Regions from separate parts of the Mus musculus genome. Here region 2 is linked to region 1. Evidence: chromatin loops called from intact Hi-C (ENCODE). Cell type or tissue: left cerebral cortex. All regions are shown on one strand. Each heading gives the region's core, and the rest is flanking DNA. Links, peaks and the distances in the headings are about the cores only.

Region 1 (15,354 bases), core at 3,442-11,441:
GTAAATTGTATCTTGGTTATTCTGAGGTTTGGGGCTAATATCCACTTATCAGTGAGTGCATACCATATGTGTTCTTTTGTGATTGGGTTATCACATTCAGGACAATATTTTCTAGTTCCATCCATTTGCCTAAGAATTTCATGAGGTCACTGTTCTTCTTCTTCTTCTTCTTCTTCTTCTTCTTCTTCTTCTTCTTCTTCTTCTTCTTCTTCTTCTTCTTCTTCTTCTTCTTCTTCTTCTTCCTTCTCCTCCTTCTCCTTCTCCTTCTCCTTCTCCTTCTCCTTCTCCTTCTCCTTCTCCTTCTCCTTCTCCTTCTCCTTCTCCTTCTCCTTCTCCTTCTCCTTCTCCTTCTCCTTCTCCTTCTCCTTCTTCTTCTTCTTCTTCTTCTTCTTCTTCTTCTTCTTCTTCTTCTTCTTCTTCTTCTTCTTCTATGTTTTCTTTATTTACATTTCAAATGCTATCCCCTTTCCTAGCTTCCTCTCTGAAAATCCCCTTTACCGTCCCCCCTCTCCCTGCTCACCAACCCACCCACTCCTGCTTCCTGGCCCTGGCATTCCCCTACACTGGGGCATAGAGCCTGCACAGGACCAAGGGCCTCTCCTCCTATTGATGGCCAACTAGGCCATCCTCTGCTACATATGTAGCTAGAGACAGGAGCTCTGGGGATACTGGTTAGTTTATATTGTTGTTCCTCTTATAGGGCTGCAGCTGAGTAGTACTCCATTGTGTAAATGTACCACATTTTCTGTATCCATTCCTCTGTTGAGGGACATCTGGGTTCTTTCCAGCTTCTGGCTATTATAAATATGGCTGCTATGAACATAGTGGAGCAAGTTAGTAAGAAAACAGGAACCCTTGTGTACTGATCAATATGTGAATTGGAGTAGCTGTTACTGTGGAAAATCTTAGGAAGTTCTTCAGAAAATGAAAAATAGATCTGGTAGTTTCACTTCCAGCTTTCCATCATATATTACCTTGTATGGTGTCTACAGTCTTGGTTTATCACAGCACTGTTTATAATAGGCACAACATGGAAATCACCTAAGTGTCCCTGATGGATGAGTGAATATAAAAGGTGGTATGTATATGGTTATACAATGGACTACTATTTAGCCTTTAAAAAGAAGTTTTTCCATTGTAAATTCAATTAATCCAGAGGACATTATGCTAAGTGAAATGAGCCAAGCACAGAAAGAAAAAGAGCTGCATGATACTCCATAAACAGATGCCAAGCTGGTATAAACAAACAGTAGAATGGTGGTTACCAGGGGCTGGACGGTAGGGAAGTAGGGAGATGTTGATCATAAGTTATAAGAAAATGTAAGGACAGAGATTTATGGTGTTATACTTTGCAATGTATTCTTAGATATAACATCAAACCTACAGACAACAGAAAGCACTTAATCAAATTCTCATTTTTTGTGTTATTTTGGATGGTGGTTTGTAGTTTCCCTCTCTCTACTCCTCACAGTTCCTCCCAACTCCCCTCCCATCCAGATCCACTCTCATTCTGTCTCTCACTTGAAAATGACAGACCTCTGAGGGATAACAACCGAACGTGACAAAATAAACTATAATGCGATGCATTTTTCAACACTCTGTCAACTACAAGTCTGCATTCTCTACCTGAGTGTTGGTTCTCGTCATGTTTCTCCTTGTTCCTTTCTGCTCCAATAAAATGTGCTGCCTGTCTCTAATTTGGAACAGTAGCTTGTCCTGTGACATTCTCCTCCCCAGCCACTGCCAAGTATGGGATGGTGACTTATCTCCTTTTTTTCTGTTCACCTTTGAATTCATCTTGCTCTTTTTCTTCTAATGTATTACGATGTGGACTGTTTTGATATGCTTCCTCTTTTCTAATATAAGCATTCAGTGCTATAAATTTCCCTCTCAACACCGCTTTGACTGCACTACATGGATCGTTATTTGTTATATTTCATTCTCCTTCACTTCGTGTCCCTGTGTGCCAGAGTCAACATTTCCCCACTTCATGAGACACGTGAAAACCATATTTCTTTCAGGTCTCACTATACACCCCCTTTCTAAGACACATTCCCTCTACTTACATTGAGAGCTGTATTAGACGTTGTTATAATTTTGCATTGACTGTCGAATGTAATTCAAAATTTCAAGAAAAGGGAAGGAAAGTAGTTTTATCCAATTTTAAAACGTTTTTCCCAGCATACTTTCTTATTTCCTGATCTCTTGATATGCTTCCTCTTTTAATTTTATGACACTCCTGATCCTTTAGACACTCCTTTATCTGTAGGCCTATTGCTATCAAATACTCTTGGTATGTCTTCATCTGAAAATGCCATCGTTCCTGCATGACGTTTCCTCTCGACACAGTTCTTTCAGCCCTGAAAATATTATACCTGTTGCTTCTGGCATTCGTATTTCCAGATGAAACATATGCTGTAATTTGCATTGATTCCCCCATAAGTTTTATTTCTCTATTATTACTTTCATTAATTTTCTTTGGTTTAGATTGTAGAAATTTGACCAAATAGGTCTTGTTTTGTATTTGCTCAGCTTGTTGAGTCTGCAATGTTGTGTCTCTTGTTAAACTGCAGAATTTAGACGGACTTGTCTTCTAGTGTAGTTTATCTTTGAGGTTCACATTGGGTATCAATCCCGTGTCTTCAACTTCACTGACTCTTTCCGTGGTTTCCATCAATTTTTAAAAAAAATTTGTTTATCAGATTTTCATTTTATTCAGTGCATTTTCTCACTTTCCTTTTTAATTTTTGCTTTCTTTTATATATCTTCTATTTCTTTACCAACTTTCTGGGTCTCCGGTTTTTGTTTCATACATTTGTATTTCTGTTGTCATCTAATTTCCATATGTGTCAACTCAGTTTGGACATGCGTTGACTTGCTTTCTTTATTCAACTTAAAGTTGTCTTGGGGTTCTTGGTATGACATGTGATATTTTTAAACGTGAAATCTGGACATTTGGTATACTAACTTATGGGATTCTTGTTCTATATTAGAAGGATTCCCCTCTCACCGTGTTGGCATGGGAAGGAGGGTAACACTTCCTTACTGCCAGGTTGGGGTAAAAGTCCAGATTCCTGACTCTGCTTTTTATACATCATTGCTGTAGACATCATAGATAAATGTAGCATTTTAGACTTCCTACAGGACTTCTACAGACATAGGAATAGTGACTGCCTTGTTTCCACTAAGTGTGGAGGGTTCCTTGACCTTACGCCATTCAGTGGTGGGAATGTGACAAAATGAAATGGGCTGGGGAACCATATTGCAGTCTGATGAGGGTGAAAGGCCAAGTTCCCAACTCAGCGTGTATGCTCACGGGGTAGGTGGCCTTTTCTAAGTTCAACTGGAATGATGTGATAGTGTTTAATAGCTTTCTGTCTAGTCCTTTGGAAACAGGGAGCAGACTCTTGTAGGGACTAGAGGTTTTGTTTGTTTGGTTGGTTGGTTGGTTTGGGTTTGCAGGGTGGTCAGTCTGTTCTATTGGTGTTTCTGTTTGTAATGTTCTCCAACCCCAAGAAACTCACCACCATGTTGTTCCTTGAGTTCTGTGTTCCTTAGTTTTCGATCCACTTTTCAGTGACATGTACATATAGGTCAACATGTAGCTATATAGATGGATGTAGATGCAGATACAGATGGTGCAAAGTGTTTTGCAGTACTTAGCAGGATGAATTGAGAGAAGTACATTTTCTCCTTTCCATCTGGGACTATGAATTCTGTTATCCATTTTCCCATTAAAAAAAATCTCACTGAAAGAGGGAAAGACTGAAAATAATTCACAGTCCTCAAGTGTTTCCTTATAATTAGTGGGTGAAAAGTAGCTTGTAACACTCAACGTATCTGACTTGAAAAGGAGTCTTAAGAAAGGTTGGATGCTGGTACTCACCAAGGTGGAGGCTGTGGTAGATGAAGCAGAGATCAGTTCCTCTCTGCTTTCTAATGTTGATTCCAGCCTTTCCCACTGTGTTTCTGATTGATGAGTCTTAGAGCTCTATCTAAACCAGCTGCTACTTGTTTTTCTATGTCCCATTAATGGGACAGGCTATGAGATCTAGACCCAGTGGTTCCTTACCAGGCTTCTCTCCAGGGTTACTGCCAGAGGGCTTTTACCCTTATCAGGCTGAACCCTCGGAATCACAACCTTCTTCCCTCTACAACCTATCACTTTATGCTCAGCCCCTTCCCTGAGGATGCTCCTCAAACTCTAGGCCCTGTAATGGTTCAGAGAAACACATTCCCCACTTCTCCGGGCCGAGTCCAGTGTGGTGGCAGCTATTCAAGAATGCAGGTTGTGTTTGTGTGCATGTGGAGGGAGGATTGCCTGTTTGGTTGGCCTTGAGCCAGGGGTGGGGGTGATCCCCCAAAGGGCCACAGTCTTAAGGGCTGTCATGAGAGCTGGAAGCTGAGGCCAAAGACAGGGCAGCAGCATGCAAAGCCCTATCCCAAGAGGCATCAGTCTGGAGTGCGTACAATGAAGTCCTAGGATTGCTGAGACAACAGAGGTCCCCTTGGGAGAAGCTTACCAAATGCTTTGGAAGCCAATGCTGCCCTTGGTCTTTGGTTAACTAGGCATCTTGGGCTACCTGTTCACCTACACTGTGGCCTTGGTTTTCTATTTGAAATGGGACAACATTCTAGAAGCTTTCATGTCTTAGTTTTGGGACCATCTTTCAAGACTGTCTATTCTGTCCTGGCACATTCCCAAATCCAAAATTATCTAGTGACCTTTTCACTGGATAAATAACCATTATTGTGACTGCCGAAACACTGGCCATAGCTGAGTTTTTAAATTCACATTTGAATCTGCTGTGGGAATTAGAGTTCTAAAGACCCTAACACCCCACCACACATTCCTGTATGTCATAAATTTTGGACTTGCCCCCAAGTGACTGGAAGGCCCCAGAAGTCATTGCAATTCCTTGGACCACCCCTGGAGAGCCACTGTTCCAAATGGGCCAGTGAGACTAAGGTGGGACCTTAGTCTGAATGGGCCTTAGAGACTAAGGGGGGACCTCAGAGGTGGTTTTAGAGTCTTCCTGAGACAAGGAAGTTTTTCAGGATGGGATGAAACAGAATTCCAAAGGGGATGGGTAGACAAATGCTGTATAACTCTACTGGGAGACAAGGTGGCTAGTTCTGCACGGAGGCAGACCCTAGCTCAAAAAAGGCAGCAGTAGCAGGGCTAAGAATACTAGACTACCCTTTAAAGAAAGGATACTTGTAGAATTGGGCCTCATCCCACTGTCAGTCACTTGTCCAAATAGACACTCACCAGGTGGAGCTTCGAGAAGACCATAAAAAAAACCTGAGATGACTGTATCCTCTTACAGGGAAACTCACACCAGCTAGAGGGAACAGGTCATTCATTTACCAAAAGTTTCTCCATCACTGATCACATACTAGACAGTCCCATCTTTGGAGTATTCCCAATCTAACAGGGAAGACAAATCTGACCATGACAATCAATTTCATCAACATCTCAAATAGGCAGCCCAACCAAATGGCACATCAAGAAGACTTGCTGTAAGCATCAATGACTGAAGTAAAAACTGGAAGGTGAGAAGGTCTTATCTGGGGAAAGAGGTGCAGGAAGGAACAGGTGTCTGAGGAGGAACAAGCATGCACAAGGCCTTTAGCTTACAGCAAGCATGACCTACTCTGACATTACTGATGTGGTCCCTAGACTTAGGCCTGTCAAGCACTATAATAGCTTAGCCCCAGGCTTTGGGTCACCTTGTGCCAAGGATAGCATGGACCATACTCATCCATGACTGAAACCAACTCCTCAGAAGGGTGAAGCAGAGCCGGTCCCAGGAGCTTCTTGGAGGAAGCTTGGAAAGACAGTTTCAGAGAAATCAGGGCTAGATTATCTGAGAACTAGCCACAGTGCCTCTTGGCTGAGGAAGGTTGTGGCCAGAGCAATTGACAATCCCTGCCCTGACTCAGTACTGCCTGTGCCTGCTATGGTGTTTTACTCTGTCCAGGGGATGGACACATTGCCACTGTCTGTGAGCCTCACAGTGATCCAGTGGATATACCTAAAGCAAGACTTTCCACAACCAGACACAGAGAGCAGCATCCTCAATCGACAATGTCCAGATTACAGAGCCTCCAAGAGAAGGAGATGGCCAAGTCTTACCTACCCCAGCTTTCTCCAGCCTTTCACCGGACCATAGATTTGTGGAGTCAAGAAGTTTTTTTTTTTAAAGATTTATTTATTATTATATTTAAGTACACTGTAACTGTCTTCAGATGCACCAGAAGAGGGCGTCAGATCTCATTACAGATGGTTGTGAGCCACCATATGGTTGCTGGGATTTTGAACTCAGGACCTTCAGAAGAGCAGTCGGTGCTCTTACCCACTGAGCCATCTCTCCAGTCCAAGTCAAGAAATTTAAGGTAGCAGTTAGACATGGTGTGATCCCGAAGGAATGAGGAAAGACATTAGTTGCTTTCAGAAGTTGCAGAGAAGCATCTCTAAGCCTCACTTATGTGACAGTGGCCCAGTGGGCAGTAAGAGCTTAATCACAGATAACACCGAGGTAGTGACCAGTGCTCTCGAGCATCTTGGGTGAGAGGAGAACTGTGTGCTACAGAGGCAAGGTGGAGGTGGATACTGGGTAGGTTGAAGCAGAGTGCTTCCTTTCAGTTCTTGAGATGGTCTTCTCTTTGCTAGGTGACCTTGAGCCTCCATTTCCTATTTTGATGAATGGAGATAACAAATACAGCCCATATCCTATGGTAACGAAATCCAAGTCAATGGATGGGAACTAAGTAAGGAGTGAAAAAGGTGAGAGAAAGGTGGGAGGGCTAGCCTGGTGGGTATGAGAGCTACCACACTAGCTCCTCACTGGTCACCATCTCTACCTTTGGATCCCACCAAACAGGACACTTATAGAGTTTCAGTGGAGCAAAGATCATTCCTCTATCAAGCCTTTTTGGAGGAGCAATCATCAGGCTGAGCTCTGTAGCGTTGTGGCCATATTTGCACCTAGCACGATTACTAGGAAGAGATTCTAGAGAGGGACTCCGGGACACAGGATCATATCATCAGATTTCAGCCTCAGTTGCTTCCCAGCTACATGCCTTCTCAGCCTCAGCATCACTAAAACCTGAAATCAGGCTGGACTGACGTACGAGGGTGTGAATTGATGAGAAAGACAGAGCCCTGATGCATTACTAGGTGGCTTTTTCTTTATGTGAACATCACAGGGTATTCTTACACAAACTGAAATGATGTCGTATGAGACAATCACTTCAGTGCAGTCCAGAGATGAGCAAAAGTGCCGTGCATCTTTCCCAGTAGAGTGTAGCACACTGCCTCGTGGCCAACTTGTTTTATAAGTAGAATGATAGTCTAGAAACACAAAACAAATACACAGAATAGCAACATATAAACCAGCAGTACTGTTCCTTATGGGTATCAGGGATTGTGCATATCGTTGCATACATACACTGGCATGCAATTGGCATGTAACTGGCCAAGCAGTGGTTTGTTTACATCAGCATACCACAAACATGGGAGTGATGTGTTGTTCCATGCCTAACACCATGATGGCTCAAGGTATCAAGAGGTGATAGGAATTTTTCAACACTGGAATTTTTCAATCCTGGAGCACTTCCAATCTTTGGGGAGCGTCATTGTGTACGTGGGCTGCCATGGACCAGAACATTACACAGCACGTGACTGCAGTGATGGCCTCTGAGGATTACATAGAACTAGATCCTACAAACAGCTTGGTAAGTACTCTAGGTGGGGAAGCTCAGGGTGGAACTGGCTAGAACAGAATGGGAACTGGGTGTTGGTCCAGGGGATGCTGGGGCTCTGTACTCAAGTGCGGTGAGATTTGTGTTGTCTTATTCTCCTGCATGGACACACGTAGGAAGTCAGTTTCCTGGGCTATTGTTAGTGGTGCCACCCCTGAACGCTTCCTCTTGTCCTCTTCTCCCTCCACTCCATCACAGATTTATTTTCTCAGGAGCAGCCCTTGGGATGGGTGCCAGAGCTCTGACATGAAATATTACTTTGGCTTCAAAACCTCCACTCATCGTACTAGCCTCTGCCCACATTCCTCTCACTGCCTTGGACACTGGACTGTATTTTACACCTTAGCCTCCTCGGGAGGTGTCCTTTAGCCACCTGCTGTTTCAGTCATCTCTCTCTCCCACAGGCACAGTGTGCTTTGGGGCCAGGCCCACTAGAGAGGCATACTATCTAGTATAGTATAGAACATCTTCCTTCCATAGAACTAGTTCCCACCCTGTACTGATGGTTTCTTCCCATGGAGCCCAGAGCCCCTTAGCAGTGAAAGAATCTACGCTGATTTCAAAGGTAACCCCATTGTTTGGAAGAGACCTGGCTCCACAGTAAAACTACTACTATACTACTACTACTACTGCTGCTGCTGATAACCCCGCCAAGGACCTTATTGGCAACTGGCCCCCGTCACTGTTTCAAGGGTGGTTATTTTAGAATGTTAGTTCCCTGAAGACTGGGCATCAGCTGTCCCCACAAGACAACACTACCTTTGTAGCTGCAAACTGGCAGCCTGGTCCAAGTTGAAAAGAATGACTTGGCCTGATCTCTAGGACCTAATGTGACATAGGTAAGTGCCAGCTAGTTGGGCACATGTACTACTCAACACTTCAAAGCTGTCAGCTACAGTCAGCAGAACATGCATCATATAGAAAAAGCATCAATGTAGCAAATTCTAGTCATGCTCCACTCCCCAGCTTACTTGGCTGTACTAAATAGTACAGCCCCTAGAAGACTTGGCATGAGATCCTGTGTACAAAGTGCTTAGTGTTGACCCTGGTACATAATAGATGCCTCCATTTCCTCATATCCTCAGAGCAGAGGAACTGGAGGAAAGCTCTGCTCAGAGAGGAGATGCTCTAGGATTACAGGGGTCCATGACAGTTCCATGGTCCCCTGGTGGGTCAGGGGTCCAGTATATGGAAGTGCAGGCTGACTGGGCACTGGAATCAGGACATCAGCACAGGGAGTAGTGGATTATGGAAACAGAAAGGTCATAGCCAGGGGTAGAGAGGCCTGACTACCACCTTCAGGTTTCTGCGACTCCATCGATCCTTATCTAAAGTCCTTGGTTTGTTTCTGCTATGAAGATAGTACTAGAGTACCAACAGTCTCCAAGGTACCTCTCAGCCTGAACACTTAGCATGTATATGGAGTAGAAGCATTCAGCTTTGATGCTCTAGGAGGGGGCAATGCATGGGGCCTGGCCGTCTGAGGAACAGAGCAGTCACAGGGAACTTGCAGGTAAAAGGGTTATCAGAGCCGTATGGTGGTATCATGTCAACTTGACACAAGCTAGGCTTCATCTTGCAAGAGGGAACATCAATTGAGAGACTGTCTCATCTACATGAGAATCTGAATGACATTTCTTGACTAGTGATTGATGTGAGAGGGCCCAGCCCTATGGGAGGTACCACCCCAGACAGGTGGTCCTGGGTGATACAAGGAAGGAAGCTGAACAAGCCACGTGAAATAAGTCAGTAAGCAGTGTTCCTCCAGGGCCTCTGCTTCAGTTCCTGTCTCCAGATTTGTACTCTGAGCGCCCTGGCTTGTCTCTGCGAAAGACTATAAACTATAAGCTGAAATAAACCCTACCCTCAAGTTACTTGTGCTCTATCACATCAATAGAAAACAAACTAGGTAAGAAATGGGTTCATGGAGTATTGCTATGAGAGACCGCACCATGTTATTTACAGGAAGGATTGTGAAGCATTTGGAACTTTGGGCTGGAAAAGCTGTCCAGTGTTTAAAGAGTAATTGACTGTTCTGTAGGAGCTTTGAAGATAAGGACGCTGAAAGAAATGCAGGCAATGGTTTGTGAAGTTTCAGAGAGAAGCAAAGACTTTATTGAGACTATTCATATGATATCTTGTATTAAGAAATTGTGGTTTCTGGTCAACTAGGGCTGAAAATTAATGTGCAATTAACAAGAGGCCAGGATCGTTGAGTTGAAATTACCTGAGAAGTATTTCCTCCAGGTCAGCACACAGAGCTATCATCCAGAAGGTACAATACTGTTTCTCAAGCTGGGAGCTGAACTTGATGCAGGTGCTCCCCCATAGTTTACTTGTTTTGGGGCAGCATGAGAACCACAAGCTGAAGGGGTCACAGGGAGAAGCTGAGGTCTGGTATTGTAAGGGGCCAGAAGAAGCTACTGAAGAACGCATAGCCTCAGTTGCAATGGAAGTCCCAATATTGACAGGCTCATTCCGAGAAGCTTGGCACCATGAAACCGCGTCAGAGTTTCTCAAGAGCCTAGAAGAAGCTATTGAAGATGTTGCCTCAGTTGCAGGGGAGATCCCAGAGTATTGAAGATGCGAGGACTGTGGGATGGCCACGAAGAACTCCAGCATCTATGGAATGGAACTGATCTAGGGGACAAGCTGCAGGTGCTGCATATGGCTGAGATGAATAGGTGAAGCTGTCTGTCTAAGTTCCCTGAAGTCCAAAAGATCATGAAGGAGTCCCAGATATTGACATTGAGCTATTTATATTATTGAATTTTGGTTTTGCCTTGATCTAAACGTGACTGTGCTTTAGTTCTTCACCCTTGGAATAAGAAGTATGTAACTTTTTTTTTTAAACAGGGGCCCACAGTTAAGACTTTGGACTTTTACAGAGATGTTGAATATTTTAAAGAGACTGTAGTTTTAATGTGTTTAATTTTTAATAGACCGTGGGGCTTCTAAAGTTATATTACCTATGTTTAATAGTGTGATGTTGACATGAGGCCTAGGGAATAAACAGAAAAACAATGGTTATGATTTAGTAGTGATGTGTTTGTGTGTCAAGTTGACAACAGTGTAATTATTCTGGGTTTTTTGTTTGTTTGTTTGTTTTGCTTTGTTTTGTTTTTGTCAACTTGACACAAACTAGGGTCATCTGGGAAGAGGAAAATTCAACTGAAAGAGTATTTTACCAGAATGACCAATAGGCAAGTTTGTGTGGCATTATCTTGATTAATGATTGGTGCGAGAAGGTCCATGTCACTGTGGGTGGTGCCACCCCTGATAAGGTGACCTTGAGTTGTATAAAAATTCAAGGCAAACAGCTATGGAAAATAAGCCAATAAGCAGCATCTCTCCATGGCCTCTGCTTCAGTTCCTTTCTGCAGATTCCTGTGAGTTCCTGCCCCGACTTCCATCCTTGATGGATTGTATGCTTTAAGATGAAATAAAACCTTTCCTCTCCAAGTTGCTTTTCGTCATGGTGTTGATCACAGTGATAGAAAGCAAAATAGGACAAGCAAAAAAAAAAATCCCGTTGCCTGGAATATTGGAATGGTGGCCAAATGTGACCAATGTCAAATCCCTCTCTTACGTCTCCAACACCAAGAATTTTCCCACCCCTGGAAGTGGGGCTTAGAAAACATAAGCCAGAGCAGGTCCAGCCTTGTCCAGGCTGTCAGGTCCAGGCAGCACTCACAGGGACCCTGGCTGAGTCTAAGTATTTTGGATGAAAATGGGACTCCTCATTTTTACCTGTCCCCTTCTCTCTTCTCAGAACTGGATTTCATGGTCATGGGAAGTTAGTGGAGTTCACCCCCGAGTCCCTGGCTATGCCTGGGAGTGAAGCTTATCTCTTCCTAGTAGATGGGTCCCAGTCCTTGCCTTCTCTCCTTTCCATGGCCCTTCTAGCCAGGAAGTACTTGAAGATGTTTTCATGACATTTCTGGGGCTGGCTGACACTAACTTCAGGTTAATGTACCATCCCCTTCCCTAGTAACACATTAGAACCCCTTGCCTTGTCTCAGCATGTTTGAATATTGAGACTCTTGGAGAATCCAAAGACTCAGTCAGTTGTGGAATTCTTTGGGATAGAGATCATATGTTACATCCTGGATTCCTTTCCCTGGATTCAGGGAAATTATCAGTCTCAGTTTGCAGACTGAATTCTGCAGCCACCTCAGCTCTATGCCAGCAGACCACTGGTCCCTTCCCAATCGGGGCTTGCCTTTGCCTGCCTCCACCTTGGAAGTGGTCAAGTGGATTCACATGCTCAAACTTCCACGCATTACATCTGTGCAGAAAGGTTAAGTGCTTAAGGGGAAAAAAGAAAAAGCTTTAAGACAGGACCTCTTCATATATCCCAGACTGCCCTAGACTTCAGTATTTAGCCCAAGTTGGCCTTGAGTTTGAAACAATTCTCCTAATTCAGCCTTCCAAGCACTGGGATGACAGACATATGTCACTATGTCCAGCAGTGCTAAGACTTCATGCCTTCTCACTGTCTGTGCCATTTCCTGAAATGGCTGGGAATACATGCCTGAGACCCAAATACACAGGCACTGGGCACATTCTATCTGGGACTAAGACTCCCCTGCCTCTCTATCTGTAATCTCCCTTATTTTACAGAGGTTTCTGAAACCTCCTCCATTCTCTAAGCAAATAGAAATGGGCCATTTACTGGGGCCATGTACCAGTGTAAGTCTAAACCGAATCATGGTAATACATGTAAAGTCATGAGTCCTATGCTGGACTTGTGGCAAGAGCTCAGGCAATAAGAACTTTGTCTCCTTCCTTCATATAGGAACAGCCATTTGACCACCTACTATTCACTTTGTACTCTTAGAAACATTGAATCCTTATATTCCTCACAACCCTTTGAAGTGGGTACTATGGTTAGCATCCTCATTTTACAGAGGTGAAAACTGAGACACCGAATGGTGACATAAATGATCCTAGGCCACACAGCTAGCAAATAACTGCCTGGCCAATAGTCAGTTCTTGTGACCTCTTCAGCATCCCATCTGTCTTAACTAGAACTCACAGTCTCACCGCTCCAAGATACACACACACATCACACAGGCATACCATGCTGGAAACACCATTGCTCTTATTTGGTGTGCTATGCACGGTGGCCTTATGCTGTCTCTGGAATTGTGAAATGGGGCACCATCCATATATTTCCAGTGCTTCAATCAAGCAGAGCCTAGCTGCCCAGCCCCTACTCTGCATGGGCCTGCCCCGTAGCTGCTGGGTGCACAGCAGGTGTGTGCACTCTTGCTCTTCCAGTCACATTCCTGCTTCAGCTCCCATGGCCGTCAGAATGCCTGAAAGGGAAGGAATGCTATCTGTAGTTGGAGGTTGTGCTGTATGGTGGGCAAGGTCAGCCGGGAGGGGTGAGGGAAGGGCTAGCTGTGGCCAGAGACAAAGGGCCAGGGGAGGGTGAGAAGAGAGGCTGCAGCCGCCAGAGGAGGAGGAGGAGGAGATCTTGATAAACCATGCAAGGTTGGAGAGGGGAATCTGGGGACTGGACTTGCAAGAACTTTCTCAAGCCATAAATTTTCACTAGCTGCCTAAAGCCTGGAGCTTAGAGGCCAGAGGCCGGAAATTTGATCAAGTCCTGAGACAGCCAGTCTCAGGAACAACAGAATCAGGACTCAAGCCCAGATGGAAGGAGTAGACACTGGGTTGCCCATCCTTCTGGGTTCAAGGACCCTGAGCCATGCACCAGAGGTTACCGTGGAATATTAACTCCCTGGGCTGCTCTATACCTGTCTGGTGATGTGCTCATTTACGTGGTGCTGTGCCGGAGTATGCACAAGGTTTAAAAACAAGTGTCCACGACTGACCCCACAGATTATCAGCTGTGTGACCTTGGGGTTGTTATTTGCCCTTTGTCTCTTAGACTGCTAATGGAGATCATTGCCACCTCATCGGATTCTAGGCATGGGCTGATAGAATGTATGCGGCAGACTGAACACAGCACCTGACACAATAACTCAGCAGCTGGAACTGTTATTACACTGATGAACCCATGAGCCCAAATGCACCCCAAATTCAGGTGCAGGGAGCATGCTGAGTTGGTTGCCATTGCCTGTGCCTCCTCTGTGCTCCTGTCTTCATCTGTGAGCTCAGATGGAATTTCACTCTTCCTGAACACTCAGCCACCCACCAAGGTCTAGTTGGCAGTCCAACTGCCCAGCTAAGTTTCTAGTAGACCCACAGGATGCAAGCACACATTTGTACAAAGCACTCATACATATACTCACACACGTCTGCACATATCTGCATGCCTGTGTGCATTCACACACCTGTACCTGCACACTACATGGTCCCATGCATGAGTGCATGGGTGCAGGCACCTCTGCATGCATCCAAGAACACATGCCTATTTGTAATTGAGATCTTGAACAACCCTCTGCCCCTCTCTGGGATTCAGTTTTCTTGTAAGAGCAAGGAGAACAGGAATTCTTGTTTTAGCCATTGAACATGGGTCTTGAGCAGAGTGAATGTAAATATTGCCTGTAAAAGTCTGTAGTAACCTGAAAAGGCTCTGCACAGCCTGAACCATTGGTCCTGTCCACTCCGCCTCTAAATATCCCCAATCTATCTTCTATACCCCATGGCTCTAGCCCACGCCACTAAGCATGTTTCCTGTGGATGCTTGGAGCGGCTTCCTCACCGTATGCCCCGTTTCCACCGTTACCACGCTCCAGACCGCTGCCCACCCTGCCAGGATGTGCTTTTATAAACATGCCACCCACGAGCTGCCCTTCCTCCTTGGGGGCTTTCATTACTTTGCATTCCCTTATGTTCATAAGGTATTTCTGTACAGAGTTCAGGCTCTATAGCTGCGTTGCCTGGGTTCCATTTTACTTTTGCTATCTAACAAGATTAGCACTAGTGGCTGTGGACAAAATACCTTTGCTTCTCTGAGCCTCAGTGACCTCATCTGAGCAATGGGATTAATGTTTCCTTGCCCTTAGAGTGACTAAGTACACTAGATGAGCTGTTAGCTGCAACACGTGAGAATGGGATTTGGCACATCATGAATATGTTTATGTTAAACTCTGCTCTGTTTAGTTTCTGCAAACTGGAAGCTTTCAGTTTGAACAATACTTTCTCTAGGACCCCAGGTCAACTGTCTGTGGTGAGGATACTTGGCCATGGTCTATCAATCAGTGCTCACCCACCACTGCTTCTTCAGTGAACCCCGTGTTCTTCAGGAAGCTCCACGGGGCAGAGCAATGTGTCTGTCTGCTCAGAAGGTCCAGTGCCTGTCAGACAGCCCTAAGTTCTACAGAAAGACCAAAAGTTTTAACATGCCCTGCAGTTTGAAGAGACGAATGTGGCTTTTGGGAAAGCCCTGTCTTTAGCTTTCCCATGTGACAGGAAGCCAGGAGTTTGGCAGAGAAGCATCAGGTGGACCTTGGTGCCACACTTAGTTAAATATTGTGTGTGTGTGTGTGTGTGTGTGTGTGTGTGTGTGTGTGTGTGTGTGTGACAGGGACTCACTGTGTAGCTTGAACTGGCCGTACACCTGGTATGGAGCCCAGGCTGGCAATGAACTCACAATCTTCCTGCCTCAGCTTC
Region 2 (15,354 bases), core at 4,655-12,654, 60 kb after region 1:
CTCTCTCTCTCTCCACCACCCCCTCCCTTTTTCGGCTCATTCTCTTACCCTTTCCCAAGGCCCCCTCTTGCTTCCATTACAGCATTTATCAAAGTGGCCTGACCTCATGTTGTAAAAATATACAGCATGGAACAAAATCCACCTTAAACTCTCTTCTAAATATATTAAAATAATAGGAATTCTCATCTGCCTGATTGAATTTGCTGCTCAATATTAGAAGCATGCCAGGCCCTTCTGGATCCAGTCTAGAGCTGGGAGGGGCTGGGATTCCCTGCCTGACTCCTCTCTCGGAGCCAACACTGCCGCTTCCTTGATGGGCGGGGCCGGGGGAGGGAGTGGGAGCTGCGCTCCAGCCAAAAGACCTTGGGCAGCCACCTCCACCAGCAGCCAGCACAGCCCACTGAGCAAGTGCAGACAAGCTCCAGGCTCCTCTGGCCTGCAGCTGGGAGCCTCTGCCCTGGTCCTAGGGCCAGCAGAACTCACAACGGCCCTGTGCCTATTCCTAGGCGCTCTCTCCACACTCACTGTTCTGTCCCCAGGGATGAGAAGAAGCTGGTCTCTGTGGACTTGAGATTTGCAGTCAAAGTTTGAGGAAACCTTCGACAAATTTACTCCTTTGTTCATTCGTTCATTTAACCTGTATTATTAAACACCTTACTATGAGCCAGCACTAACCTAAGGACAGGGAATACAGAAAAAAGAAAGAAAAAAAAACCCTTCAAAACCTGCCTTCATGCAGTTGTTATTGTAGTGGAATAAGCAAAGCCCACTGCCAGCCAGCGACAGAAGGTGAGCACGGCCCTACGTCCTCTTTGCCCTCTAAACTTTCCACTCCTTATGAACAGCAATGGGGAGTCTTTACTCTACCATAGACTCTGCTTTTCAGAACTACCACCAAGGCCTTGAGCACGACTTGCTCAGGACACACATATAAAGCTACTGGCTCACTGGGGGCCATGGTATGTGAGCAGAGCAGGGCGGGGTGTCTACTGGGAGATTTCTACTCATTTAGGACCACAACTTGGAGGCTGGCTTTGTGAGCAGCAAGTTGTTTCCCAGTAGACATCATGTAGTATCAAAGGGCACTGGCTCGGTTAATAGCGGCCCCTGAGGTTACAAAAGGGAACCATTACTGGTTATAAGTGGGACAAGCCGGAGATGGTGGTACACTTCTAACGTCACCGTTTAGGACTAGAGAGTCCCTTCCTCAAAACAAACAACAAAACTTGCCATTGTGGTAAATGACTATCATTGCCCATTTTACAGATAAGGGAAACAAGGCACAGTCAGATTAGCTAATTGTCCCATCCTTCACTGAAGTCTGGCTGCAGTCAGTTGTCAGCCACAAAGCTGTTCTACCTCCGGATGGACTTCCCTGTTAGAGTTTTCTTAACTGCTTGCCTGGGCCCACAGCACTCGGCTGAGAGTACCAACTCAGCCTACTGCTCCTAAAATACTTCTCATCATTGTTCTAGAACTTACCTGGAATAGGTAAGAATAGTTAGTTGAAGAACAGAATAGTAGAATAGTTAGTTGCTCCTGGACTCTCTGGGTCTCTGGCCATACATATAACTGTAACTTTATTTTTTCAAAATCTATTTTTAATGATGGTTCTTAAACACTTTAACCTCCTTTATAGCCCACCACCCACCAGATGTCGTAGAAAAGAAAGGATACAGGGGAAGTGGACCTGTTTAGAAAGGTCCTTTGGTACAAGTCCTGTCTGTGTTGTCTGGAAATCGGCTGTTCAGTTCATAGGTCAGCAGCAGCAGCAGCAGCAGCTCGATCCACTCGCAAACCCTTCATGGACACACCAGCAGTCCAGTTTGGTAGAGCCACGATAGCAAACAGGAATCAGCAGTGGTGGCACCACCCAGCAGAGTCAGCCAGGCTTCAGCCAGCTAGACAGGAGTCAGCAGGAGGGGGCCACAGGAATGCAAGAAGTTCTTGGCTGTGTCTTTCTCAGGTAAGCAAAGACCAGCAAAGACGCAAGACCTATAAGCATTGCACAGCTAGCTCTATTAAGCAAGCCCAGCTCAGCCTCCATCACTGTCTGTCCAGTCCTAGTCATACTCCCTGCAAACATCACCTGTCCTCTGTGGGTCTTGCCTCAGCACACATGTCTGTCTCAGCTGACATCACTCAGCGAATCAGCCTAAGTCTGTGGAAGTGGCAGAAAACTGCAGCACACCACCAGAAGTTTTGTGTGTGTGTGTGTGTGTGTGTGTGTGTGTGTGTGTGTGTGTGTGTGCCTTTCTCTCTATAGAGTCCTGACAAATGGAGCTCAACCACACAATGTAAGGCAGACCAATCCTTGTGTGTCATTCGTGAAGAGTCCTTGTTCACGTGTCCTTTCCCGTGCTTGCTTTAGCACAACATCCTTTCTCCTGTGTCAGTCAGCTTCAGTGAAACGTTCCTTCACATGTCTGCCTCAGCAAAACACCATCCACCACTTTCCAAAGAACCCTTACGCTTCCACTTCACATAACATCCCACTCAGTTCTTGGCTTTATTTCTTGTGGAACAGGAGTGGCATATAAGGGGCAGGAGGTATTAGGGATGGCTGAGAAGGGTACTCTTTCAGAAAAGGAGGCCAACTGTGTCTGAGAGGGAGAAAGGAGTAAAGGACACCGGGCTTGCCCTTGTCCCTGTACTACTCACCAGCAGCACTGTGACCCTTGCACACATTCAAGATCGTATAAGGTGTGACTCTGTGGCATGTAAACAGCCTCTCAAGAGGATATGAGCTCCTGTGAGTGGCTGATGAAGTTAGCTGATCACTTAACAGAGTATGCTTCTTTATGCGCATGCCCAGACCTGCTTATCTACCCTGGCTCCAAAGAGGGCTTGGAGCTGAATGTGATCAAGCAGCAGACGTAGAGGATGCTGGAGTGAAGTGGGAGAGAAATGCTGTATCCTCACCCTTTGGAATTTCCCCCAGACCTCTGGAAACCCCCAGCAGAAGAGGCTTGGCAAGGGCTCCAGAGGAGCTGTGTGAGGGGGCCCGGGGAACAGCCTGTCTCTAAGAGGGGCTTTTCTTGGAGCAGAGGTCACTGCCCTCTTCTGCCTCCCTGACTTGTTTGGAAGTGTGGAGGAGTTCCTGCTGAACCTCACTCTGTGAAAGGAAGAGGCATGAACATCGCTAAGGAGCTGTGAGGAAGCACCTGGTAGGCACCTGGTCCAGCCTGACCTTGGCTGTCCCTGTTGTTGTTGTTGGCTTTACAAGCAATCCTGGCATCTCAGCCTCCTCACACATGCTGTGGTGTAGAGGAAGGAACAAGGCCTTCTCACAGAGTCCTGAGAGCATCATTGCAGTCCCTGCTCCATGGAGGACCAGCTCTGGGACCCTGGGCTAGCTCCTTTGGAGTCACACGTGTGGTGGTTTGAATATGCTTGGCTCAGGGAGTGACTCTATTAGGAGGTGTGGCCTTGTTGGAGTAGGTGTGACACTGTGGGAGTGGGCTTTGAGAGATCTTCCTCCTAGCTGCCTGGAAGCCAATCTTCTCCTGTTTGCCTTCAGATGAAGATGTAGAACTCTCAGCTCTGCCTGCACCATGCCTGTCTAGAAGCTGCCATGCTCCTGCTTTGATGCTAATGGACTGACCCTCTGAACCTGTAAGCCAGCCCCAATTAAATGTTGTCCTTTATAAGACTTGCCTTGGTCATGCTATCTCTTCACAACAATGGAAACACTAAGACGACGAGCTTCAGTGCCCTCATCTGTAGAACAGGAATGAACTCTATCCTTGCCCTTTGAGTGGATGCAAGGAATAAATTAGATCACCTATGGAAATGCCTCGGCATGGTCCTTGGCATCCTTCTTCCTCCATTACTGCTTCTCTCTTGCGACACAGTGAAAACAGTTTCATGTAGACCAAGAAGAGGGAATTCAGCAGGAATTCCTTTCCCAAGGCCAAGAGGATGGAGAAGTACCCCCATTCTACCACATGGACCCTCCATCTATTTTCCCAGATCAACAGATGACTGGGAACCCTAAGCCCAGTATTTGAACAACAACAGCCTTCTTCAAATGCACAGGCTCATGATAACTCTACATCTCTATGGATGCAGGCAACTCCTCTTTTGACACTTTGACCATCCAAGGACTTACAGGAATGTAGCCAGATATGTGGTGCAACCTTTCATCCCATGTGTCCAGAAGGTGTAGTCATTGAAGAAGGACAGAGGAAGGCTTTGTTTGAGGGCACTGGTTCCTGCTCCAAGCATCAGATACTGCAACTCGTGTGGGATTAGATGAGTTCTAAAAAACAAAACAAACAAACAAAGAACACAAAAAACAAAGCTAGGCATGGGTCAGAAGAAATAGAGAATGGCTGGGCAGAAGTACCAGGAATACCTTGGCATGGCTATGGCTGTATCTAAAGAGAAAATGATGGGACTGTGCGGGGAGGTGGGGGGTGGAGTGGGTGGGTATTAGAGGACCTAGGTAGAAGGAGGCCCCATGAGCTCTGAGCCCTGGAGCCTGATTGCCACTGCCACTCCCCCATCTGCCTCACTGTGGGGGAGGGGAGGCATTTAAGGGATCCGGGCCTCCATTTCCCCATCTGCAGTATGCAGAGTCTAGACTAGTATGTCACATTTCCCGTGCTGGTGTGAGCGTGGCGTGACATGATGCGTGAAGAGTGATCCACAGACTGTGAACATTGCATACGTGTAGGGCAAAGCTAGGAGCCACATACAGCTGAGACCTTGCTCAGGGTCCTGGCTTGTACACGGTATGTAGTAGTAGTTCTTTCTCTACAGGAACAGGTCTACATGGATCAGTGAACCAGAAACCCCTTGAGGCCAGGGTTTAGGTCTTCTGTTCATCTATTTCCCCAGGTGTTTAGCACCAGGCTTCGCCTCATTATTGGCCAAATAAGTTACCCAATATATCAAGTAGAATTCTAGTCTTCCATTGTATAGCCATAAAGCAAGGTTCAGAAGGTAACTATAGCTACCCAGCATCACAAAAGCGCTAGTAGCATAGTGGGATGTTGTGATGTGGGATGTGACACAAGTCCATTTTTCTTTCTGCCAAACCCTGCACTCCAGCCTAACGATTTATTTATTTATTTATTTATTTATTTATTTATTTATTATTTTGTGATGCTGCTCTAATCCACTCTGGCCCAGTGAGGAAGGCCATCATGTACAGTGGTTAGCCCATCAGGCAGAACTGGAGAAAGATGTAGAAGACAAGCATTCCTGTTCTTCCCGGCTTCACCTAGATCCCAATTATTCTGGGTAACCTAGAACTTCAGAGCCTTCTGCTGCTGGGCAGCCCTGCCTCTGGCGAGCAAGCACAGAAAGACTTTGGGAGTGACAGGATATGGAGACAGGAAGGGGACTGGATAGAACAACTACTCAGAATATCAAGGAAAGGCATAGTGTTCTTCCTTGGCTGCTCATCAAAGTTACTCAAAGTGGAGAGGTCTCCCCTAAGTTCTCTTGTTGCTATCTAAACTAATGGTGGCCGTTTTCTTGTCTCTGGATTTTCTTATAGACAATTGCTCACTATCCTTTAGGTTATGTCCTTTTAGGGGCCTCAAGCCAAGAAAGTCCCCATACTCCAATGAAGGGAACTTGCCACCAAGGGGGATGTATGAGAGGGACCCAAATACAGGAGCTCTGGAGTCAGCTTCTAGCAACAGTTACTAGGTACCACTGAGCACACCATTTACCTAACCTGTGCTCCAGTTTTCCCATAAAACGAGAGCTATCCATGTCCATCTTGCAGCCTAATAAACACTTTGTACTCAGTAACGGAACTGTGCAACGCCATTAATCTGCATGTGAGGGCATCATGCCCATTCTCCCTCATTCACAAGCCTCCCAGGCTAGCTTCTTAGCCTTTGAGTTTCCATACGGAGAATTTACACCCCAAAGTGGAGCCCTCATCCCCTCGCCTCTCCCCTCACCCCAGTCCCTGGAGATCTTCATGTGGTTCCTGCCCTAGTGGGGAGCCATGATGCCCCGGAGCAGTGACTCCTTCCAATTCTCCCTTGCCACATTCTTTCCCAGTGGCCCTTCTGTGGCTTGGCTGGCCCAGCTGCTCTCCAGCAGTATGGATGCCACATCCTCTCTCTCTCTCTCTCTCTCTCTCTCTCTCTCTCTCTCTCTCTCTCTCTCTCTCTCTCTCTCTCTCTCTCCCTCTCTCTCTCTCTCTCTCTCTCCAAGCTCCTGGGATTCCTTTTCAGACAGGTTCCCCGGAGAGCCATCCACCCAGGCCTCCAGTGTTCAGAAGCCATGTCAATCCAGCCAGCCGGCAATTTACATTTGCATTTCCAAAGCCCGATTTACATCAGAATTATTCCTGTCTGGCCAGGCTGGGGGACTCCACACATATTTGGGGGAGGCTTTTTGGACAACTACAGGGATTGGCAATCACATTCCCCTGGGCCCCATTCCCGTAGCCAGGGCTTTTTTTTTTTTTTTTTTTTTTTTTTTTGTCTCTGTTTCTTACAGCGGCCACATGACCTCATCGTTGCCCTTTGTTCTTGTTCCTTTAGCAGGTAGGTTTAGCTGCTAAACCTAAAGCTGTCTACCCTTTAACCTGGCAGACTCAACTCACTCAGCCACAGCTTACAGGCTAGTATTCCAAAGTCCCACTCCTAGTTACAGCCAAGTGGAATATAACGAATGTAAATTTATGTGTCAATTTAGGAAACATTAAAAATAACAGCCTAGGTTGCAAGGCCATAAGCAACCTCACATGCTGCTGGCGGAAGTATAACTTGGCAATCTGGAAATGCCAAAGCCTTTTAAAGCAGATACATACTTTGACCCATTAATTACCTTTACAGGACTCTACGCTAGAAAATTATGTGCAGCTAGGTCTGGGGTACATGCCTATAATCTCGGTTACTCAGAGACTGTGGCAGGAGGTTTGCAAGTTCAAGGCCTGCCTGCACTACTGAGTGAGTTCCAGGGTAACCTGGGCAACGTAGTGCGAGGCAGTCTTAAGATGAAAGAAGAGAGTGAAAAGACTGGGGACGTCCTTCAGTATGTAAAGGAAAGCACTTGACCCTTGGGTTAAATCTTCCCTTGTAGCAAAGGAGGCACAAGTTTGAATTAAAATATATATAAAGATATTCATTTAAAAGTCATAAGCTAAAATTTCAACATTAGTAAAGTGAGTAGCTAAAATCACCTCGCCATTTGTGGCAGTACAAAGCAGCAGAAGACTAAGGAGCTCAGGCAAGCTGGGAGTAGTGGGAGGCTGAGGCAGGAGGATCTTGAATTCAAGAGCAGCCTGGGACACCCTGCCTCACACAAAAACTGGAAATCACTCATGGTATAATGTTAAAATATGAAGATGGGATCATATATGTGGCATGAGCCTGATTACTTTCTTACAAACTATAAGTATTCAACTAGAAAAACTAGAAGGAAAGAAAGTAGTTATTAAAGCTTCCAATTCTCCGTTGGATGATAATGAATTATAATAGTAAAAACTAATGCTTGCGTAGCACTTAGGGTGGGATACTTATTTTCCTCATCATTTTGTGTGTCCATATGCTCATGCATATGTGTGTGTGTGTGTGTGTGTTTAATCCTTAAAACTATGCTACAAGGTACCTTCCTCTTTGTACTGAGGCACAGCTCCATGACAGGACTTCTGCCTTTGTACTTACTATCTGCCAGTTTCTCCTTGACCCGTAACCTCTATAAACAGAACAAAAACTACACAGAGAAAACCCTTGGTCAAGAAAACCAAAGCCCGAAGTGGCTGGCAGCACATCCCTCTAACCCCCAAATCTGCAATCAGGAAGCTGAGGAAGGAGGATCTCACCCGGCCTAGCTATGGACCACCACTCAGGACCTGCTCTGGCCCTGCTACTGGCTTGCCATAGGTGTGCCACCCTTCATGCTCCCTTTTGGACATACCTCTCCACTGTCCATACTCACAGTCGCAAAGGGTGCTAGTGTGTTGGCTTTGTTCCTCACCCATCTCAGGGAGATGGCAGCAGGGATGGGATAGGAGAACACAGTCCCCACAAATCCATTCTAATGCCACCACAAAGATTCAGCTCCTTTTCTTGATCTACAAGTTCCATCCACAGAGAGGTTGAAAATATTCATAGGAAAAAAAAAAACTTGCATCTGTACTGAACATGTGCCAACACTGTTCCTGGCAATACAGTCTAAACAATAGTCTTGCGACTGCTTCCTAGGGTTCACTGTGATTATGAGTAACATCAGGATGTTTTTAAGTACTCGGGTCTTATATGTCGATACTACACCATTTTACAGGAGAGGATGGAATATGCCCAGGCTTTAGAAACCACAGGGGGCGGGGGTTCCTAAAGGATAACTGTGCCCCACTCTACCCCACAGGCAGCAACCTACTGCGGAGAGAGAGCTGAACTCCTGCCATTGGCCCAAGGCTGGAGGGGCTACTACTGGATCTTTTCTTGATCCAGCCTAGCTCAGCCTCCTGCTGCTTCACTGCATCCAGTGCTGATCACCTACAGGCCTGTGTGATCAGCCGCCAGTGTCCATGGGTCTCAGAGCTAAGGATCGGTGCAGCCTTTAAGTAGTCATGCACAGCTGCTGCCCCACCCCTTTTCTCCCACACCCTGTCCATGCCACACCCTCCCCATGTTGGGTCACTGTTTCCAAATCTTGTTCTAAAGACTGACCTGTGAGGAGAAGATGGTCAGATTAAACACAGAAGGGACAAGGTATCAACGATGTGATGCTAGGAGATGTCCCGGAGGCCAGAACATGAACATCATATGACACTTGAGGCAACTGTGCTTGCCAGCCCTTTAAGGAACAAGAGCAACCGGAAGAGTAAGGAAGCAAGGAAGAGGCCTGGGGTCTGGTCCTGATGATCTAGCTGGGTGTGTGACCTAGGTAGGTTCTTCCTTTCTCTGGGCACCAGAATCTTTCTCTGCAAACTGAGAAATATTGGGACCAATCTCCCGGCCATCCTAAAGCTGCTCCCCCAGTAGCTTTTTGTGTTGGAAGCTATTGAGCCAGTTAGGATGCTGGGACTCCATGTGTTCCAGGTCCTGTGCAAACTTAAGGCTTGCATTGCCCACCAACAACTCAGCCGAACCCCATGACAAGCCTACTTTCATCAAAGGGCCTGATGGACCAAGGGACCTGCCAGTTCAGAAAGATGATAACTTCGTAGATCCCTTTCTTGTTAGTTGCAGCCTGGGAGCCTCTATTGGATGAGGAAGGTCAAACCTCTCTCCCAAGCTTTCCTTCAGGGTGTGAGGCACCAATTACATACATATCTCCTCAGACGTGGAGCTGAGTCCCCTTCCAAGCAACCAGTTCTACTTCTACAGAGCCCTGCCTTTTCCCAGGCTCCACAGCATCCACACCCCCAAGTGCTTCCCTGAGGCTCCTTAGTCATGAACTTGAGAACATTCTGTGGCCAGAGGCGCTAAGGCTCTAGAATTCCTGGACAACAGTGATGGACTTGCCTCCCCTCAAGGCCACCTCAGCCACTTTTCTACTGCTGCTCCCAGGGCTGGTTGCTGGATTTTTCTGCCTCATAAAGTTGTCCTGCAAGCTATTCTGGAGCCAGTGTGTGGCCAGGCCCTGACCACCAGCTAGTCTGTTTGGTTTCCCTGTGGGTTGAGATCTCTGACCCTTCGAGTCACAGAGCAGATATCCTACATAACAGACATTATGATTCATAACAATAGCAAAATGACGGTTGTGAAGTGGTGATGGAGTCCTTTTATGGCTAGGGGTCACCACAACATGAGGAACTGTATCAAAGGATCGCAGCATTAGGAAGGTTGGGAACCTCTGCTCTAGATTGTCACATTTTTCAAAACATTCGCCCTCCCATCCTCCAGCCTTAACATCTGCCCAGCATGGAAGAACGTCTCAACATGAGCTCTGGAGTCAGAGGGAGAGCAAGTCTCAGTGGCGGTAATTGTGATGGGAACCACCTCATCAGGCACAAGATGATGTAAGGGAAAGTCGGTGCTGCTCTGCAGCAGCTCCCTTGTTCTTCCTCTGACTCTCTTCCTAGGGCTGTGGCACTCACTGCTGACTTACTAGGGAACATGCTCTGGGCGGGTTCAACTTCTTTTAGAAGACACTCCTCAATAGATTACATTTAAATGCCAAAGGTCACACTGGTGACAAACAGTGAATTTCACCCCAGGCCAGCTGCTTCCCAGGTGAAGGTTTCCGATGCATAATACTGCCTCTGGTCCTAGGAGGGAAGGTGCTACCTTGTCACACAGAAAGCAACTTGTCTTAAGGTTCCCTAAGTCCACTTAGGGAACCTTAAGTGTCATTGTTCTAAGAGACAAAAGGAGCAAAAAAAAAAAAAAATCAGACACTTACCGAGCCGTGTTGTGGGTAACCACCCCTTCCCTACCAACACCCAGCCTTCCTGTGCATTTGACACCCTGGCTGCAGAAAGCAGCTGGGCCTGCCTTCTGGGGCCTGCTGAGAAACAACTGGACATGCGAGTTTGGAATAAACAAGAGGGCTCCTCTGGCTCCTCTGAGTGGAGCAAATGGTTTGAGGATTCAAGGTAGGTACGGGAGACCCATGAAAGGAAAAAATTGTTCAGTTCCTATCAGGAGAAACAGATACTTCTTGGGTGGCCCAAGGAGGCATTTGATGGCCTGGGCTAAGGGTAGGAACAGGGTGGAATAGAAGAGAAAGAGAGCCACACCAAGCTGAAGCAGGGCTTGCCTGAGGTCTCTGGGTCATTGGGCTCTGTGGGATTTGGGCGTCAGTGCCTGTCTAGGCTGCCCTGGGAAGCAACCCCTAGCCAGCCTCAGCCTCCCTCAGAGCCTACTCAGAGCCAGGCCAGAGCCTAATACAGCTGTGGGGGAGGCATTCCCATGTCTTCTTATGTTGCCATGGTAGCTAGGGGCTGAGGAGAGGCGCCAGGGAGAAGTGGCCTGAAGATGTTCCTGAAGAAAGGCACTTCCAGGGTCCTTAGGTGAATAATCCAAATGGAAGATGCCCACAGCTGGCAACTAGTTCCTCAGCCCACCCAGGGCCAAGCTAAAGGGTGCATTTGTGTTGGAGGAAGGGCATATAAGTGTATCTGTTAGTCTGTGGGTACACAAAACCCTGGGGTCACCCATGTGTATAGAGTATAGAGAGAAGTGTCTATGTCTACATTCAAGGGTACACAGAGGCCCAGTAAGAAAGGAGGGGTGTGTGTGTGTGTATCCTTGTATATGTTTCTTAAACAGTAGGGAAAAATGAATAAAGACAAAAGCACCCCACGTCTCTGGCTTATGGAAGAGCTAGCCCAGTGTGGCGGGTGTAAGGGAGCTGGCCGACCAGGGGCCTGATTGGAACCAGACTCGGCAAGGAGGGGCTGTAAATGTTTTTTTGCTGCCTGTCCTGAGAAATTTATGTCACACCCACTCCATCATCCTGGCGGGGGCAGCCTCTCCCAGCTGCAGCCAGCAGCCTCTGTGGGGGTTCCTGGTCCTCTCTGGACCAGGCCTGCATAACTGCCATGCCATGAGACCCTGAAACCCTCGGAGATGATCCATGCATGGGTTTAAGAAAAGCAGGGAGAGATAACTGGGGCCCCAGATAACAGGCTTCCTTCCAGAAGAAGCTGGAAGTTCTATCACGATATGTTGGAGATGTATAAGAGACAGGGAAGACAGAATAAGGGCTGGGGTCGAGCTTCAGCCAACCAGAAAAGGCCACGATGACCCTAAATAAACTCCAAAGTGAAGCCCATAATGTGAAGTGACTTGTCCAATACAGCTGGCAGCAAGTCCAAGACCGAAACCTAGATGTTACCCACCCTCTCTGATGTGTCTGCCCCCCCCCCCCACTTCTGAGTCTAAGACCTAAGTTAGAGGTAGCCCTGATTTTTTTTTTAAATCAGGGTCTGTGTGCTTGCTAGGCAAATACTCTACTACTGAAGTATATACACCACCAGCCTTGCTTTTAATCCTCTTTTGAGATATGGTCTCAATTAGTTGCCCCTGCTGACCTTGAACTCAGCGTGTGACCAGGATGGTCTTGAATTTGTGACCCTCTTGCCTCAGCCTTCCACATAGGTGCGATTGTAGCCATGTGCCGCCAGGCTTCGTTCACAGCCTTTTTCTAGTCATACAACAGTGTCCTGAAAATTCTTCCTTTTCCTTTTTGTTCTTGGCTTGTGGTTGCTTCTTCCCTGCCCCCCCCCCCATATTTTGTGTGAAGTTCCCTGGTCCTTGTTACAGCTAGGCCTTTGCACACACTGTGCCCTAAGATGATATCTATCCGCCCCCCTTTCCTGACATTTGACTCCTTCCTGTGTCTTCTGGGTGAAGACCCGTTTCTCAGTGCTGAGTGTTCATGGCACTGTGAACCTCTCTCAGGGGCATGAAGCGCTCTCTCCTCATGGCTGCATTCCTTTGTGGCTAATGCTCTCCTCCCCTGGCTCCTCAAAGCTTTAACAGGAAAGACAGGCGCCATAGCTGCTTTTGCTCATTGGTTCTTAGTGCTCAGCGAGTAACCACAATAGGGAGAGGGGACAGCAGGAGCTAATATTTGAGACTTGCCATGTGCCAGGTGCCCTGCTAGCTGCTTTCCTTAGAATAGCTGACATAACCCTGCCAAACTGTACGAGATATTTACTATCAGAATCCCCGTTATATAGATGAGGAACCTAGGGCACAGCGGAAATAATGAACTGTGTCAAGGCCACACAGTCAGTGGTGATGGTCTGCTTTGAACCTAGGCAGTCTGGCCGCAGAACCTGTATTTGTAATCTCTATCACTGTAAGCTGGGTAACACATCTTAATTGACTACATGCACTTGTCTGAGCCAGGTGACATATTGAGAGCCGGCCAACAGTGTCTGCATCCTCAGGACCAGCCTCTTCCCACACCAACTTTTCTCTCAAAGCTTCAGTATCCTCTTCTGTAAAAGAATTCATCTCAGCACCCACGGTAGGGTGCCGAGGGTGCAGTGGATTTGTGGGAGAGTGGAGGAGGTTTGGTCACTGCAAAGAGCAAGACAAATATTAGTTTTCGCTGTATCATCTATCAGCGACAATAAATTTACAGTGTGAACAGAACTTCTGCGTAGTTTTTGGCTCCAGAACCCAGTGGATAAAGAAAGGAACGCTGCCCATTAACACGCACTCCATAAGCCCCTCCCTAGGCCTGCTGCCTGCCTCTCACCCCAGCCACACCCAGGGCAGCCTTGGGCAGTTTAGGAATCTCAGGCCCAGTGTGTGTGTGTGTGTGTGTGTGTGTGTGTGTGTGTGTGTGTGTGTGTGTGTGTTGAGGGGAGGGGCAGGGTAGAGGCCTGCCTCAGGCTTCCCACCCTCAGGACTCCACCAGCCTTAATGTATTTGTGCCAGGCCAAGGACAGGGAACACCCCCTAGCCCTCGCAGCCCCCCTCAGGCCTCAAGAGCCGTCCCCCCTCCCCTGCTATGGCATCTTGAACAGAGCAGAGTCTATGGCTCTTAGTGGGGGGTGGCTGGGGGTTGGGGGGGCACAGAGAGAGAGGAGGGTTACAAAAGCTGTGCCTTGCTTTCCCAGTGGCCTCCAGGGGGCCAATGAATGCGCAGAGCCGCAGCGGGGGTTGAGGGGGGACACAGCCAGCGTGTTTTCATTTTGCTCTGTTTGTTTTCTGTTTAGATCGACTGCTCAGTTCTGGTTTGGGCCTCTGAGGGCTGATGGGGTTTGGCAGGTAAGGATTTCTGAGGCCACCCATCTCTGCCTTCCACAGGGCTGTGGGCTTGGCTCCTGCAAGCCCTACAGGAGCAGGGGGCCAGCCCCTACTATTTGCTTGCTGTCTCTTTCTTCCCCTTTTTTCTCTCCCTTTGTTTTTCTTTCCTTCTCTGTCTCTCCCCACCCCCAGTCCTGCTTGCTGTCTCTCCCTGTCTTTTTGCCTCTCTTTCCCTGTCTGGATCTCTTTTTTCCAGATTTGTCTGTGTTTCGGGATGCCTCCACACCCTCTTCCATGTAGTAATGCCTCAAATCTCTCTTGCCATCAACCTTCAAGGTCTCTCCATGACTCTCCTTTTTTTTTTTTTTCTTACTCAAAAGCAGCAAAGGGAATCAAGGCATGGGCATCAGGAGCTCCGAGTTCTTGCCCAGCCTTTGCTGGCTTCTGCTATAAATTCTTTTCATCTGAAGGCCCCAGTTTCCCAGTCTCCACGTGGAAGGTTCTACTCCTCTGTTGAAATGTATGCTAGGAAATCTCACTTTCAGTCCTTGCAGGGAGTAAGAGGGGAGATGGATCTCATTCTTTGAAGAAGTAAGGTCCCCACTGTGCAGTGTAGACAGGGAAGGAGGGTGAGGGTGCCATTAGGCAGTGGTAACTTCGGGGGGGGGGCGGCGTGGAGGAAGGTCAGAGATGGAGGACTGCCCAGTCTTGTGCTAGGTGTGGTAGCACATGCCTGTAATTCCAGCACTTAGAAGGCTTCAAGGCAGGAGGAGTACTATGAGTTTCGAAACAGCCTGCGCTCCATGAGACCTTGTGTCAAGAACAAACAAAACCAACCAACCAAAAATGTCTAGAGATGCCAGAACTGAGGCTGTGGGTCAGAAGGCAGAGGTAGACTCCAGGATTACAGATTCGAGAACCCAGCCTTGACCTTGGTGGCTCCTGAGCTCCAATACCTCACCAGTATCCCCCTGCCTTCCTGGGTGCTTCTCTGCTCACCATGGCAGTTGCCCATTAACACCTCTCCATGCAGTGACTGTAAGGTAAATGGGTCAGGGTAGAAAATAGGAGCGACATCTTCTTGGCCTGGTCCCACCACACCTCTTACTGCAGAGCTAAATAGACTCTTTCCCACCCACCCCACCCTCACCCCCCTACCCCCACCTCCATCTCTAGTTCCTGAAAGAGTAGTCTTCTCGTGAGCTCTGGCTTAGGATCTGGCTTCCCTGTCACCTCCCAAATGCAATGCAGCTCAGAGTCATGTGAGCTCTGCCTCCTCCTCCTCCTCCTCCCCCTCCTCCTCCTTGTCCCTTCCTCAGTTGGCCTCCACCGTGCTCTTGCTGCCCTTAGTCCTGCCACCATCCGTTTCCCCGAGTGCTTGCTCTCCCGTTTCACCATCTCCAGTTCTACATCCACACAGTTGACCAGGCAACCACCATTTGGGGACTTCAGGGTTTGGGCTATTACATATAAGACCACTAGACGGAACTGAATTGCTGGGCCATGGATAAGCATATATAGTTGTTTCTCAGTATCCTTGAGGGACTGGTTCCAGGACCCCACCGATGCCAAAATGTTCTGGTGATGAAGTCTCTCGTGGTAAAGTGGCCTAGTATTTGTTTGCATAGTACCTTTTTCACACATCCTTCCTTTTACACACATATCAATACAATACCTGCTGCAATGTGAATGCTGTATGATAGTTATACTGGATGATTTAGGGGAT

Evidence for each region. A loop is a pair of places that touch in the nucleus more often than their neighbours do. Peaks named below come from ENCODE experiments on the same cell type or tissue, not always from the same donor. Only the 100,000 strongest peaks of a DNase experiment are listed, where the experiment ranks them.
Region 2: it touches region 1 in a loop (2.8-fold over the local background); 2 of 42 quality-filtered maps call a loop at or near these places.

What each region holds. Positions count from the first base shown.
Region 1 is chrX:99,267,735-99,283,088 of GRCm38, forward strand. No RefSeq gene overlaps it. Among named protein-coding and RNA genes, the nearest start is that of Gm39528, 13 kb to the right of the region's middle. In left cerebral cortex, for the core only: no CTCF peak of the experiment used is centred there; no DNase peak of the experiment used is centred there.
Region 2 is chrX:99,326,023-99,341,376 of GRCm38, forward strand. Gm30704 (a long non-coding RNA gene) reads right to left here and starts at 8,688. Exons shown (of 3, transcript XR_386999.2): 1 at 8,646-8,688; 2 at 7,912-8,047; 3 at 4,124-4,261. In left cerebral cortex, for the core only: no CTCF peak of the experiment used is centred there; no DNase peak of the experiment used is centred there.